Linked DNA regions of Mus musculus: all the other regions are linked to region 1. Evidence: chromatin loops called from intact Hi-C (ENCODE). Cell type or tissue: heart. All regions are shown on one strand.

Evidence for each region. A loop is a pair of places that touch in the nucleus more often than their neighbours do. Peaks named below come from ENCODE experiments on the same cell type or tissue, not always from the same donor. Only the 100,000 strongest peaks of a DNase experiment are listed, where the experiment ranks them.
Region 2: it touches region 1 in a loop (5-fold over the local background); 6 of 42 quality-filtered maps call a loop at or near these places.
Region 3: a loop joins it to region 1, with 3 times the contacts of the local background. A loop is called at or near these places in 4 of 42 quality-filtered maps.

Annotation. Positions count from the first base shown.
Region 1 is chr11:98,594,607-98,599,606 of GRCm38, forward strand. It overlaps Lrrc3c (leucine rich repeat containing 3C), which reads left to right and starts at 3,685. Exons shown (of 2, transcript NM_001195544.1): 1 at 3,685-3,764; 2 at 4,159-4,980. The coding sequence starts at 4,213. The coding sequence ends at 4,980. In heart, CTCF peaks have their summits at 2,936 (motif pointing left) and 3,171; DNase peaks (open chromatin) are centred at 2,925 and 4,875; H3K4me3 peaks cover 470 bases; H3K27ac peaks cover 623 bases; H3K27me3 peaks cover 1,706 bases.
Region 2 is chr11:98,343,247-98,348,246 of GRCm38, forward strand. It overlaps Gm38970 (a long non-coding RNA gene), which reads left to right. Exons shown (of 2, transcript XR_880194.2): 2 at 1-613. Among named protein-coding and RNA genes, the nearest start is that of Ppp1r1b, 2.7 kb to the right of the region's middle. In heart, a CTCF peak has its summit at 2,210 (motif pointing left); a DNase peak (open chromatin) is centred at 2,125; H3K4me3 peaks cover 1,438 bases; H3K27ac peaks cover 606 bases; H3K27me3 peaks cover 2,981 bases.
Region 3 is chr11:98,455,041-98,460,040 of GRCm38, forward strand. Grb7 (growth factor receptor bound protein 7) reads left to right here. Exons shown (of 15, transcript NM_010346.2): 15 at 1-333. It also overlaps a transcript of Mien1 not described here. Among named protein-coding and RNA genes, the nearest start is that of Grb7, 11 kb to the left of the region's middle. In heart, CTCF peaks have their summits at 617 (motif pointing right) and 2,669; DNase peaks (open chromatin) are centred at 2,481 and 2,851; H3K4me3 peaks cover 1,801 bases; H3K27ac peaks cover 1,649 bases; H3K27me3 peaks cover 2,064 bases.

The DNA.
Region 1 (5,000 bases):
GAGGGAGGTGAGGGCTGGATACCAAGCTGGAAGTGGGCAGGTACTGCCACAGTGTCTATCTGTGCCTCGAGCTCCTTACACACATGTAATCAAGGCAAACATCACATTAATGTATGGAGAAGAAATGTATCAACATGTCTGTAGTCCCTAAACTGACTGTAAGTCATAACACAGGCTCACACGAGAAATTCCCAGGGATGCTGAGGGGTCGTCATGAATCTCAGCACCTAGAAGTTAGAGGCAGGCAGGATCTCTGTAGGTTCGAGTCCAGCCTGGTCTACGAACTGAGTTTCAGCTAGCCAGGGCTACACAGAGAAACCTTGTCTCAAACCCCACCCCACTCCCCCCAAAAAGAAGAAGAAGAAGAAGAAGAAATTCCTGGGGAACGTTGGAAACATACTAGTGTCTAGAGTCAACGCATGAAAAATATGACATAATTATTCCAGATGAACACACACACAAATGATTTTTAAAGCAGTCTTAGAGAGTCCAACATGGAGACTGTTTTTGAACCATCGACTACAGACTCAGCACCTTAGAACCAGGTCTGTTCAGCTCACTCCTCACCTCACATACTTGAGCGTCAGGCTGACAGGAAGCCCTCACTGCACAAGGAAACCACGTGGGGGAGGGTACAGAGATGGCTCCGTGCTTAGAACACCTGTTGCTCTTGCGTAGGACCAGAACTTGGTTCCCAGCACTCCTGTCCAGAATTTCACAACCACTTGTAATTCCAGCTCCAGGAGATCTGATATTCTCTTCAGGCATCCATCCTCAAGTGGACACACTCCCCAGCACACACACATACACAGGTGTGCAAGTGCGCATGTGCACACACACACACACACATGCACACACTTTAAAAAAAATAATACCAATACATCTTTGTCTAAAATGGCCGAGCACATCTTCGCCTCTGACTTCTATCAGTCTCCACGATGCAGTCAGTGTGCATCGCCCTAAGCACAGTTTCCCATCCCCTTGGATCTCCCATTTCTTGAGCCCTGTACTTGGCCTCTCTTTATTAACCACAACCACAGCTCCAGGTGGCCTCTCCCGTGGGTGGATCGACAGCTGCTCTTCTAGCTGCCCTGTGGCACATGCCAGTCCCACTCTGCCTTGGCAGATGACCTCGTCCATGAAGATAACTCTCCAGCAGCAGACAGGCTCAGCCCCCCCCCCCCCCGAACCTTGACTAATCTCCCTGACAGGGTGAGAGAACGGCAGGATGGGAAGGCTCGGAAATGTATGTCCAAGCATTCAGTGGCAGAGTGTCTACCCTCAACTCAAAAGCAACTCACACAGAACAAATGTGAAAGGAAGAGAAAGAAAGAAAGAAAGAAAGAGAGAAAGGAAGAAAGAAAAAAGAAAGAAAGAAAGAGAGAAAGAGACAGAGAGAGAGAGAGAGAGAGAGAGATCTCACCTCATCTTCAGACAGATGTGAACCTGAGAAATGCCCTACCAACATCACAGGGATGAGTCAGAGGTGAGTACATCCTCAGAGGTGATAATATCTGGTACCCTACTCTCTGGTCCCAACCCCATCACACTTCTAAAACTGCATTTTCAAAAGTAAGTCACGGGGCAGTCTCATGACACATAGAGTCCATAGTTCCAGGAAGGCCACATCATTGCTCGGAGAAACCTGGGGCTGGGTTTGCCACTTTGCTATTACAATCTTGAAATTCTTAAGTTTATAAACAAAAGGCCTCACTCACATCTTTTTTTTTTTTTTTTTTCCGAGACAGGGTTTCTCTGTGTAGCCCTGGCTGTCCTGGAACTCACTTTGTAGACCAGGCTGGCTTCGAACTCAGAAATCCGCCTGCCTCTGCCTCCCGAGTGCTGGGATTAAAGGCGTGCACCACCATGCCTGGCTATCTCACTCACATCTTATTTTGCACCAGACTCTACAGTTATGTGTCTGGTCAAACACAAACTCTTACCAAAAAAAAAAAAAACAAAAAAAAAACAAAACAAAACAAAAAAAAAAACCAGCAAAGATTGGGAAGCTAAGAAAGCAAAAGTGTGAGTTCAAGGCCAGCCTGGACTACACAGTATGTGGTCAGCCTGGGCTACATAGTGAGGCACTACATCAACATATACATTAATTAACTAATTAATTAAATTATTATAACAACCCAACAAGGCTCTTAACCTTCCTAATGTTACGACTGTTTAATATAGTTCCTCATGTTGTGATGACCTCCCCAACCATAAAATTAATTTCATTGCTACTTCATGGCTGTAATTTTGCTACTGTTACGTTATAAATAGCAATGTAAATATCTGTTCTCCAGTGGTCTTAGGTGACCCGTGTGAAAGGGTCGATTGACCCGCCCCCACCCCAGGCTGGTGTGACCCCATAGGCTGAGAACAACTGATCTACATCCATACCCATGACTTCGGGTCACCCCTGTCGCTGCAAAACACAGCAGGTGAGTGGAGCAGGAAAACCTGTGTTGGTGTTGCAACCATAAAGTCAAGTCAGACAGTTCTGGAAAATGTAATGAAAACAATAGCTTTTGGACTTCACTGCCACAAGCTCGCTCACGTCCATTCTGCACGGAGCCCCTCCATTCTGCCACTGTTCACTCACAAGGGCTCAGACATAGACACAAAACACTCTCCGGAGTTCAAATCCTTCCTTCCGGCCACCCCCAGGACATCAGGAGAAGGGATGTAGAAGAATGGTGGGACCCCTGCAAACAATCGTTAGGATGAAGGGTCCTTGAATAAGTCATCGCAGTCTCAGGCTTGAAGAAGGATTCAAATTGCCATCCTGGGAGCCCAAGAACATCTGGGTTGGCCTCTAGTTCAGTACTGAAAAGTTGGCAGGAAAACAATTCACCACATCAGACTTAAAGAGCTTTCAACTCCTAGAGCGACCATCTACAACAGCAAACTGAGACTAAACCACAGCGCCTCCTGGTGGTCAGAAGGGTTGGCCCTGTGAAGATTCAGGGGCATCCTCTGAAGATGAGGAAAAGACCGGGTCGGTACCAGGGACCTACAGAGAACAAAAAAAAAAAAAAAAAAAAAAAAAAAAAAAAAAAAAATAGCGGGAGGGGGCTTGTGCTGCAAGTTGCTGAGAGGGAATCGTAGGATTCTGCACCCAGGGCAACCAAACCACCATCCTTTTGGCCAGCCAGGCTCTGGGCAAGAAAAGGAGGTTCTGGGAGGCCATTCTCGCAGCTGATAGGAGATAGCAACTGCTAAGTTATGAGAGGAAAGCCTGGGGCAGGAAATGGAATCCAGACCTGTCTCCCGAACATCAGGGTCTGGGATCTGCTCTCTCTTGGCATTGCCTGGCCAGGCCATGGCTCAGGTATCTGACACCTGGGGCCTAGAGTCATATGCCAGGAAACTCTACACTCTTGGGCCCCAGGTCACAGCTTTCAGCTGCTGAAGCAAACAGGACTTCTGAAGGAAGAAACGGGTCTCCAGAGCCCACTGGCAGGGGGACTACTTCCGGAAAAAAGGCAGGAGCACAGGAGAGGACTCTGCCACCAACCAGGGTGAGAGGCAGGAAGGAGAAGGGAGAGAGGTGGGAAGGTGAGCTAATCCAGGAGCTGAAGCAGGATGGGGTAGATGCTTTCAGAAAAGGGGGAGTTGATGTGCACAGAAGGCGGCGCCAGAGGCACCCGCTACCTACTTGTATATTCTGAACAACCTGGGATCTATCGCTAATATGTCACTCTTGTGACACGAGTGCCAGCCAGGCCGCCTCCCTGGTGTTTACCTGGCCTCCCTTGGCAGTCATACAGGTACTTAGAGGACAAAAATGTTTATTTCAACGAAGGAAATGAAGATTCAAGCAGAAGAAATAGCTTGGACAGGCCCCTTGGGCCCATTTCAGCAGGGCAAAGGGACAGAAGGACCTCACAGATTAATCTAGAATCAATAGAACCCAAACGTTCCAAGTCTAAGGGATTCCTTCCCCCGGGGTCCTGTTGAAGAGAGAGAGACAGAGACAGAGACAGAGACAGAGACAGAGACAGAGACAGAGACAGACAGAGGGACGGTCGGACAGACCAATGGACCTTGGGCTAAGAGAGCCCTGAAAGGACAGGCTTGGGTCCAGAGAGGGTCCACTGAGGGACTCTAGCAGGAGCGAGTTTCAGTGGGACGTAGAATTCTAACTTTGCTCTTCTGTCGTAGGTTCGTCTATTCCCCAGCTTCTCCTCCACTCCAGGATTATGTTTATCTGCGACCATGCCCCTACTAGCTCCTCGCCTCCTGCCCCTCCTGCTGGTGATTGGCACCGGGGGCTCTGTGCCCCGCCCCCTGGCACTGCCCCAGGGCTGCTACGTAGCAGAAGAAGCCGGGGAACAGACATTCCGCTGCAGCCGGGCTGGTCTGAGTGCCGTGCCCAACGGTATCCCCAACGACACCCGAAAGCTTTACCTGGACGCCAACCAGTTGGCATCAGTGCCAGCTGGTGCCTTCCAGCACCTGCCTGCCCTGGAAGAACTAGACCTGTCTCATAACGCTCTTGTTCATCTCTCAGGGGCTGCTTTCCAGGGCCTGGAGGGCACTCTGCGCCACCTCGACCTCTCTGCCAACCAGCTAGCATCTGTGCCTGTGGCAGCCTTCGTGGGGCTGCAGATCCAAGTGAACCTGTCTGCCAACCCATGGCGCTGCGACTGTGCCCTACAGGAAGTGCTCAGGCACGTCAGGTTGGCTCCAGGCTCCGGGACAGGCATTGTGTGTGGTCCAGAAGCCCGACCAGATCTCGTGGGACACGAGTTCCTTCTGCTCACCAGGGAGGAAGAGCTGTGTGGGACAGGACGAGGTGGGACCCGAAGGAGCACGGATGTGGCCCTGTTAGTCACCATGGGGGGCTGGCTGACACTGGTAGTGGCTTATCTGATCCGCTATGTGTGGCAGAACCGAGATGAGACGCGGCGCCCGGTCAAGCGGGCTCCTCCCGCGCAGCCTGTGCGCTCAGAGGACTCCTCTACACTCAGCACAGTGCTCTGAGCTCTTGGCCCTATGCCCCA
Region 2 (5,000 bases), 250 kb before region 1:
CGGCTAGGATTTCAAATATGAGTCACCATGCTAGCTAGAACTGTCTTTTATTTGAACTAGGCTCCGGGAAAAAGCTGCTGAAGCCCTCTGAAGCCTCAGTTGTCCCATCTATAAAATGGGACTATCCTAGAAGATTAAATGAGAAACTGCACCTACAGGGCCTAACTCTGTCCAGGAAAGTAAACGCTCCAAATAGGAGTGTAAAAACAAAACAAAACAAAACAAAAAAAAACAACAAAAGACAAACTCAATAACAAACTTGTTAGTGTCTACAGCTTATGTTTGTTTATTCACTCACTCCTTAGTTCATCTCCCCCACAGTACCTCAGAGTCCAACGGAAAGATACATGGTGTGGAGGATACATGTTAAAACCGTGTGCCATTAAAATCGTGTTCTAAGAGCTTTGATTCTAGATTAGAGAGATAGCTCGGAGAGGTTAAGAGCACTGTCTGCTACTTCAGAGGTTCAAGTCCCAGCACCCAAATGGTGGCTCACAATTGTCTGTAATGCCATCCAGGGGATGTGGCACCCTTGTCTAGCCTCTGCTGACATTGAATTGACATGATGCACACACACACACACACACACACACACACACACACATACACACACGAAGTTAAGAGCACTTGGTGTTTGATTCCCAGCACCCACGTGCCAGCCTACAACGTCTGCAACCCTGGGGTATCCGTTGACCTCCTCTAGCATGGCATGCAGGTGGTTCCCAAGCAGGCAAAACACACATACACATAGCAAACCTTTAAAACAGAGCCTTGATTCACATTGAACCAGTACAGAGGGAGATTGGGCCAGGCAGAGCAAGCGACCTTTCCTCCCCAGTGTGGTGGTAGAGACAGTCACATGCTTATAATACAGACTTTTCAGCTGGACATGGTGGCTCACGACAAAACCCAGCCCTCAGGAGGCAGAGGGCAAGAGAATCTCCAGGAGTTCGAGGCCAGCCTGATCTACATAGTGAGTTTCCAGCCAACCAAGGCTATACAGTGAGACCCTGTCTCAAAATAATAACCAGGGCTAGAGAGATGCCTCAGAAGTTTAAAACACTTGCTGTTTATGAGTCGACCATGGTGGCTCATGGATAAATCCCAGTACTCAGGAGGCAGAGGCAGGCAGAGCTCTGTGAGTTCAAGGCCAGCTTGGTTTACAGAGCGAGTTCCAGGACGATCAAGGCTACACAGAGAAACCCTGTCTTGAAACCAAACCAAACTGCCACCAACAAAAAACCCACTTGCTGTTCGTGCAGAGAACCAGGATTTGGTTCCCAGCACCCAGATGCCAGCTTACAACTCCATCTCCAGGGGTTCAGTCCCCCTCTTGTGGCTCTGCATGTCAGTGATGTACAAGCAAGCAAACACTTATACACAGAATTAAAAGTAAACAGATTGGGCTGGCAAGATGGCTCAGTGGGTAAGAGTACTGACTGCTCTTCCAAAGGTCCTGAGTTCAAATCCCAGCAACCACACGGTGGCTCACAACCACCCAAAATGAGATCTGATGCCCTCTTCTGGTGTGTCAGAAGACAGCTACAGTGTACTTATGTATAATAATAAATAAATCTTTGGGCCTGAGCTAGTTGGAACGAGCAGGGTTGGCTAGAGTGAGCAGAGATCCTAAAAATTCAATTCCCAACAACCACTTGAAGGCTCACAACCATCTGTACAGCTACAGTGTACTCACATACATAAAATAAATAAATAAATAATAAAGATAAACAAATCTTTAAACACAGTTCAAAACTCCATTACAACATACGCTCAGCGCTGTTACGTTGTGTTTGTAAAGTGTTTTCTTTTAAGCGCATAGATTCTGATAGGATTATATTGAATGGTGAAAAGATGCTAGTAGATGAATAAGCCTCAGACGACTGTTTTCCACTGTATTGGCCGAGAATGCCCTTGCCCTCTTTTTTTTTTTTTTTCTTTGAATTGTTCTCTCTACTCCCTTTCCCAATCGCAGGCAAAGATGGCCCTGTGCACCCAGCTAGTTTTCCCCAGCTTCTCTAAGGCTGCTCCCCAAGACTTCCTGGGGCCTTCCTTTCAGCTGCCACATGCCGCTCCTTCCAGTTCCAGCTCTGCTGGGGGTGGGGTGGGGTGCGTGGGTGCCAAGGTCACCTGCTTGATGCCTAACTGCAGACCCACATTGCCAGCCAGCGGTGCTGCAGCCCGAACCCTGGCCGATTCCGCCACCTGCTGGCCGTTCCCAAAACTTCATCTCTTAAAGCGGTGGAGGAAGACTAAACGCTTGAAGACTACCTGAAATCCCGAATTGCACTGGGGCTTAAAATTTGATCCTGTTGAATCATCACAACCACTGTACAGGGTGGGCTTTGAAATATACAGGAGCGAGGAGACACAAAGAAACTGTCTAAGTTCACTCGGGACGCTCCGGACCATCCGGGGCTGACAGACTCTTCGCCCCACCTCCCCACCCCCTCCACCCCCGCCCCCGTGTGAATTTATATGCTTGGGTTGAGGAAGGGAAAAGACCCGATTGTACTTTTTCACCTCCTCAAAGGAGGGCAAAGGCCTCACAGCACCTTCCCAGAGTTGTCTTCCAGAGAAGGAACATGTAGTGGCTCTTGCTTGAAGAAGAAGAAGAAGAAAAAGAGGAGGAGGAGGAGGAGGAGGAGGAGGAGGAGGAAGAGGAAGAGGAAGAGGAAGAGGAAGAGGAAGAGGAAGAGGAAGAAGAAGAAGAAGAAGAAGAAGAAGAAGAAGAAGAAGAAGAAGAAGAAGAAAGTAAATATCAGAAAACCTCAAGGCAGTGTGCTCAGACCCGAGGAGGGACCGGTCGGTCACACCACTATACAACCTTGTCAGTCTGAGCGAGCAGGAATTAAGTCAAATGAGGTCTTGAAATTGTTCTTTGGACTTAGCTGCCTGTTCTTCTAACTCAAGCATAATAACCCAGGAGTGGTATATTATTTTTACATCTCATTTGCATATGATTAATTCCAAGTCGAAGTGAATGGGAGTCACGCTGGCTTCTCAGCCCTCCCACCTGTTTGTCCAGTCCCCCAACCACCACCACACCTCTTGCTAGGCTCTGCCACCCCCATCAGCCTCTACCCACTCCTTGCCCCTGGCCCTCCCTCCCCAGTTCCCTGTTCCTTTCCTCTCTGTCACCCACGCAGCCTCCGCCACCTGGCCGCCCACCGCAAAAACTTTTCCCCAAGTTCCTGAGAAGTCGCGTAGGATCCAGGAGAGAAAAATCAAAGTAATAAAACCTCATTTAATTCCTAACGGAGGGCAGAGCTGTGAGCTGCAATTATCTTAATGTGGAGCTATTTTTATTCTCTTTCCATCTCTGTCTCCTGCTTTTCTGTCATAAGGCATTGTCCCCTCTACTTCCCTTTGTCTCTTAATCTCTCACATGGGTCCTCTTCTTTTTGCTCTCTCTGTGACCAATCCCCCCCACCCCCACCCTCCGTCCCTCCTAGCTCTGTGTTCCTCTGCTCTGTGTTTCCCTCCCTCCCTTTCATGTCTCTGGGGTTGAGGATCCAGAGGCATCACACCCGGGCAGAGCTGGACAAAGAACTGAAGATCACCCACTGTCCCCAAAAGTCCATCTTTTGGGAATAAATTGTGCTCCCATCTCCCTAGCACCATGGGGAGAATCCTTCCTGGTTGTTTAGGACAAACCAGTGGTTCCCAGAAATTTCTAATGGGCACTGAGGTACCATTGGGGGTCGCAGCCTCATCCCTGTCCTCTGCCTCCTTTACCCACCACATACCCTTTCACAGCGACCCCAGCGCAGGGGAACTCCAGCCTCCTACCCCCACTTTGACCTAAAGGCTGCCCAGCGACTCTCTTGATCCTCCCAACATAACAACAGGCTGGGTTTTGCCATTCCTCACCACACCCCATCTGGAAGAGGGGTCCTGGGCCAAGCTAGGAACTGGCAGAGATGCCCATGTCCAGGGACAGCACCCCAGAAAATATGTAAGTCAACAAACTGTGGCCAGGCCTAGGCTGGAGGACATGGAGCCTGTCCACCAGAACATCCTATTCCCAAGAGCAAAGCTTGGCCCCTGATGCGCTCTCTCTCTCTCTCTCTCTCTCTCTCTCTCTCTCTCTCTCTCTCTCTCTCTCTCTCTCTTCCCCCAGAGGGCACTGAGTCTGGGGCAGAACAGCATGCCCCTGACCTCATTTCCATAAGACTCCATTGGCCTCTCAGTCTACCCCTGGGGCCAGAGTGCCCGGCTAGGAGTGGAAAAGTTGCCTGTGGAGTTACGGGTGTGGTGGGGAGGGCTCCTGCTGTTCCTGGCCTAAGAGTGACCAGAAGAGAGGACAGCCAACACAAACAGAACCCCAGGAGGGCACAGACAGGCACAGGTCCACACACACACCCCTTCTGGGCACTACAGAGAGGCACTCAGTCCTCGCCAGCCTCAGAGAGGGTAGTGCCAGCTCCTGCGGAGAGACTCAAGGGCTTGGACAGATAAACAAGGGTACTTAACCCACAAAGTAGCCCCTCTTCTCCATCACACACACACACACACACACACACACACACCTCTGTAGAAGAGACTGGCACCTCAGAATGATCACACACCCCCAGCTCTGTTCCCCAACGCACCAAGCCCACACATGTGATAGCACGTGTACGGGGAAGGCAGCCCCCCAACCCTGCCCCTGGGCTGATTCTGTCCCCTCCCCCAGTAGCTGCGGAGAAAAGGCAAGAGACACGTGAATGCTGGGTACATTGTGGCAGGGACTCATTCCCCCCCCCCCCCGGAATTTGCTCTCACATTCACAGCCTCAAGCCCCTCTCCTGCATACCACCCCCCCCCCCGCAAGCTGGCACCCGCCTGCCCATCACCTTGACAGTCTCTGACATCCTCCTCCACACCCACACCCTCCCCCGCACACACGCAGTCCTCCCACACGCTGCCACTCACACCCGCATCTTTGACACTCTGACACACTTACATAGACTCACACGCTCACACCGCACCGACCCCCACCCTCCCCAGCTACAGCA
Region 3 (5,000 bases), 140 kb before region 1:
CCACCTTTCTGTTCTGTGGACTCGGTGCAGGTGGGTGGGGTGGTAAACAGTGGAAGAGCTCCTCCCCCCAATTTTATCCCATTTTTTAAAAACCTCTCTCAACCAGTGAAACATCCCCTAAACCTGTCCATCCCTGACTCCTGTCCCCAAGGGAGGCATTGTGGTCCTGTCCCCTTGGTAGAGCTCCTGAGGTACTGTTCCAGTGAGGGGCATTATGAGAGGAGCGGGGCAGCCCAGGAGGTCTCATACCCCACCCGTAATCTGTACAGACTGAGAGGCCAGTTGATCTGCTCTGTTTTATACCAGTAGCAATAAAGATTATTTTTTGATACATCTGTGAGTCCTGTCTGGCAAGAACATGTCAGAGAACCAGCAGAGGTGAAGGTCTTGGTCAACTAGAATATACCCTGAGGACAAAAATGGTGTCAGCTGCCAGAGAGCGTCCAAATCCTAGCAGGTATCCTGGCGCAGCCTGGAGTGTCAGTCAATACTGGTTAAATGGATGAATGGACACTGAATAACAAGGAATGGTGCTTTTCTTTCATTTTTTTTTTAAACTTAAAATTATGTCTGTGTGTATATAAGTATGTGTGTGAGTGCACGCAAATGTTCAAGGAGGCCAGAAGGGGGCGCTGGATCCCTCCAAGCTGTAGTTAGAGTCAGCTGTGTGCTGATATGGATGTTGGTAACCAAACTCAGGTCTTCCACAAGAGTAGTACATGCCTTTAACCACTGGGCCATCTCTTCAGTCCCCCTCCTCCAAGGGACTGGGCTTTTCTGACAGCCTAGATCTGGGACCTGTGATGCATGCCTAGAATCTCAGCACTCCGGCAGCAGCTACAGGAAGAAGAGTTCAGGGCCAGCCTGGGCTGTATGAGACCCTGTCTCACCACCTCCCTTCTCTCCACAAACCAAAGCAAGACGAGTCAGCAGTTGGTGGACAATGAGTCCTGACTGACAGACGGATGCCACAGGGGAGAGTGGTCTCACTTCCCTCACGCCCCTGTTTTCTACCAACCTCTTCGCCCTCTCTGCAGTCCCCAGATCTGCTCTCTGTCCCTATAGTCTCCCTCACTCAGAAAGCCTGGAAGGGAAGGGACACGCAGCCCCGAGTCTGTCTTCTCTCTCCAGCCCGTCCTTCAACTTCCAGAGTGAGTTCTGTACTGTGCAAGTGTGCCCACTGCTCAGCCAGGCTGTGTTTTCCCAGAGTTTCATCCCTTCACTGAACGGGAGCCTTAAAAGAACGCACGTCCAACGACACCTGCACCTCCTCCTCCAGTTGGAGAACAGTTTTTAGAATGTGAATCCTAAGTAGATTGTATTTTGAAAAAAAAAAAAAATCAAACAACTTTGATTCCATCAAACTCATTTCCCAGAAATACAAGAACACATGAGTTGACATGAGACAGTTATCAAAATCTGGACCAGGAAACAGGATAGCTCAATTTCTACTTCAGTGACAGAAATGACAAGAAATTTAGACATGACAGCGAAATGACACAAACTCGCTGTAAAAATATATTCACGAGTAACTGGGGGACCAAGATGAGTCATCCTTTAAGCCTGTCTGAGGAGTTAATCTGTCCCCCCCAAGAAAACCCAGCACCTGAAGTCCCAGGCAGGGGAGCTCACCCCTTCTATGTCAACTAGCAGGTCAGAATCCCTGAGATCGACAGGCCTTCCACTTTACACATAGGAAACTGAGCCTCAGAAAGAGTGACCCACCTGGGGTCACAGAGAAAGTTAGAAACGGCCAGTCCAGCCTGCAGACCGTAGATACCATCTTTTCCAGCCCTGGGGGAGGATGGGGGGGGGTGCTAAGAGCTATGAGGGATGGCATCTACCACCTGGTGGGAGGAGAGACCCTAGTTCTGCAAGTTGTCCTCTGACTTCCTCTGCTACACATGTATCATGGCCTGTGACCTTCCATATAAATAAATAAATAAATAAATAAATAAATAAATAAATAAATAAATAAATAGTTTTGAGGGCTTTCAGAGTGGCTCAGCGGCAGGGTATCAGTGGTTGGAAATGGGCCTTGTGATTGGAGTTGAGGAAAAGCTGTGTGGGAGTGAGACGTGCTGTGGGCACACCACGCACACGTGATTATGGAAGGCTTGTGCATCCTTTAACCTGCCAGTTTCTAAGGCCTGGCACACGGTAGAACCCCTTCCTTCTGGGTACCTGCCTACTTTCCCCGTCGGATTCCAGCATATTTTAACCTCCGCCAACCCTGGTCTACCCTGCTCTCTCACAATCATCAGTTTCTATACGGATTTCACAGTTTTGGGTTCCCTCCTCCCAAGCTGTAGAGCCGCCCAGTCCCACGCGTCTAAGGGATGAACTTGGTATTCTTCCTGCAACCCCTCACCACTGGACGACGGGGTGGTGAAGGGACCTGGAGTGGGTTTAGTGAATAAAGAGAGGCTCCAGGCTGGTGAGACCGGGTTGGAGTTGGAGAGCGCATGCACGCCGGGAGTCCCACCCACACAGATGTGTGCAAGGTGATCCGGTGTCCATGGCTGCCCTCCTGCGGCCAACTCGCCTGCACGACAACACAATTGCTGACAACCTGACGTTTTTTTTGAACGAGGACCCAAATACTCGCCGTCGGTCCCTGGACCCTTCCTAGGGTCTGCAGCGACATCACATCTTGAATCCTTCCCCGCGCAGCGCCGTGCCGGCAGGTGCGCGCAGCAGCCTCGGGTTGGCGCCCCGCGAGCCCCCCCCCGCCCCCCCCGCCCCCCCCCCCCGGGATCCCGAGCGAGTCCAGCCACGCGGCTGCAGTGTCACCCAGCGGCCATTCCTGGAACTACAGGCGACACCTCCCGAGGTTCCCCTGCCCCTCCCCCGTTTCAAAGCCGCGCTCAGGGGCGCGGGGAGCTCCTACCTCGCTGCAGTGCCCGGAAGGGCGGGGCGCGGCGCGGCGCAGCGATGGCGCTGGGCTGTGACCCTGGCGGTTTCACTTCTGGATCCCGCTTTGCTGGGAGAGGAGGACTTGGGTGGGGAGGGCAAGGGCGGTACCTGCGGGCAGGCGGGGTCTGGCGCTCGGGACCCCTGGGGTGTCACGCGACCCACGCCTTCCTGCACTTACCTTCCACCCGCCCCGCCCCCTCCTCCCCCAGGCTCCATTCCGCGGTCCCCAGATCTGTTGCGTGTCCGCAGCGGCCACCGCCCCGTCGAGGCTGCAGACCCCCAAGAGGCGCTGGGCGGCGTGGGCGGCAGAAGGGGAGAGCTGTGAAGCCGCAGGCTCCGGGTTAATCTGCAGGCTGCTGGGACGCCTGGCTGTTTCTCAGAAATATAGCTGCCCCTTCCCTCACCCTCTTGGCTCCCACCTTGCACCTCACCCTTTCACCTCTCCGGAGCCCTTCCTGGGTTGTCTCTCCTAGGTTCCCTGACCCCAGGAATCGGTATCCACCCTGAGAAAGGGGTGTAGGGCACCCCAACCCCCACATCCAGAGCTTCCCACAGATGAAGAGTCAGGAGGAGCCTGGTACCTCTCTGTCCTTACAGACAATTGAGAAAGTGACCTCTTGCGAGAATGTTAGGCTACACTCTTCACCTCCCGTGGCCACCCTCTAGAAGCCCCGAGGTGTAGAGAAAGGAACGGGAACAGGATTCTCTCTCCCCGGGGTTTGTTTTTGTTGTTAGAGGACAGGTCTCTAGAGTCTACTAGAGCAATGGGGTTGACGTTGAGCTTAGAGTCCCAGCCCAAAGAAATCGGAAAGATTCACGACTCCAGGGAAAATTAAAGTCCAGAAAGTGAAACACTCGAGGTCACACAGCAAGTCGTGAGGCTAAGACTGAGACCGGAATATGAGTACCAGCACCCAAGCTGTCCAGAGCTTTGCTGAGGTCCTCTCTCCCTAAAACACACACAGGAAAGGCTGAGAATGTCATTCCAGTGGGGGTGGGATGGGGCTTGAGCTGGTGGTGGGACAAAGTTGGGGGAGGAGGTAGCACGTGCCCCCCTGGTTCCCATCCAGAGCTGTGGTTTATTTGACTGGGCTGCTCTTCTGGGCCAGGGGGCAGAGGGGTGGTGGTGGGGTTGATGGGAAAAAGATTCTGGGGCTTCCTGCCCCCTCACTACTGGGTAGGGGGCGGCGGTGGCGGTGGTGGCAGGTTACATCACTCACAGGCACTCTAACCTCCGTTCTTTCCATCGGAGACCTTTTTCCTTGTGCTTGTTACATATGGGGGGAAAGCTCTGCTATTTGGGGGCAGGGAGGCAGCTGCAGACTTCACAGGTCAAGACAAGAGTTAAAAACAAAACCGCAACAAACTCAACACCCGTGTCCTTCAGGGACTTTCCATGACACCTTCCTTCCCCCTTTCCCCCAAGCCAAGGAGCACCTCCCTAGAGGGCCTCCCCAGCCCAGGTGCAGTGGCTTTTGGCTTTTATGCAAACAACCGTCTGCCCGGGGATGCTCCAGGGGCAGAACTTAGGGCCTGGGTGAACCATCCCACTTTACCACTTACCTCGGGCCAATCCTGGCAGTCTGGACTCTAATGCCCTGGGGGTTTAAGGATGGGTTGGAGGGAGAGGAACTTGGTCCTTGGCCTCCCTGCCCTCAGGTGGCAGTTGCTTGCAGGTGGAGGTTTGGGTCCTTCAAACTTGCAGGTGGCCTGGGTTGTGCAGTGATGTTGGGGGTGGGGAAGTCTGCAGGTGTCGGGTGGCTTCTCTTGCTGGGCTCATCACCCCTTTAAGGCAACACTGGTCCCTGGAGCTAGGGAAACTTAGGCTGGAAAGAATACCCCCTCCCCCATCTCCTCGGAAAAAGAGTTCAAGGCCTCCTTGTCTTCCCTTTCTCTCCCGCAGCTGATTCTGCTTGGGAGGGAGTGGGCTTGGGGAAGTCCACATATATGTCTGGCTTTTGACTAAGGGAAAGCTACTTTTAAATGCTTTACTCTAACATACAAGGCTAGGCTGCTCTCCATCCTCTTCTGCGCTGAAGGAGTTGCTGCTCTAAGTCCTCAAGCATGTCAGCGGTAGAGCTGTT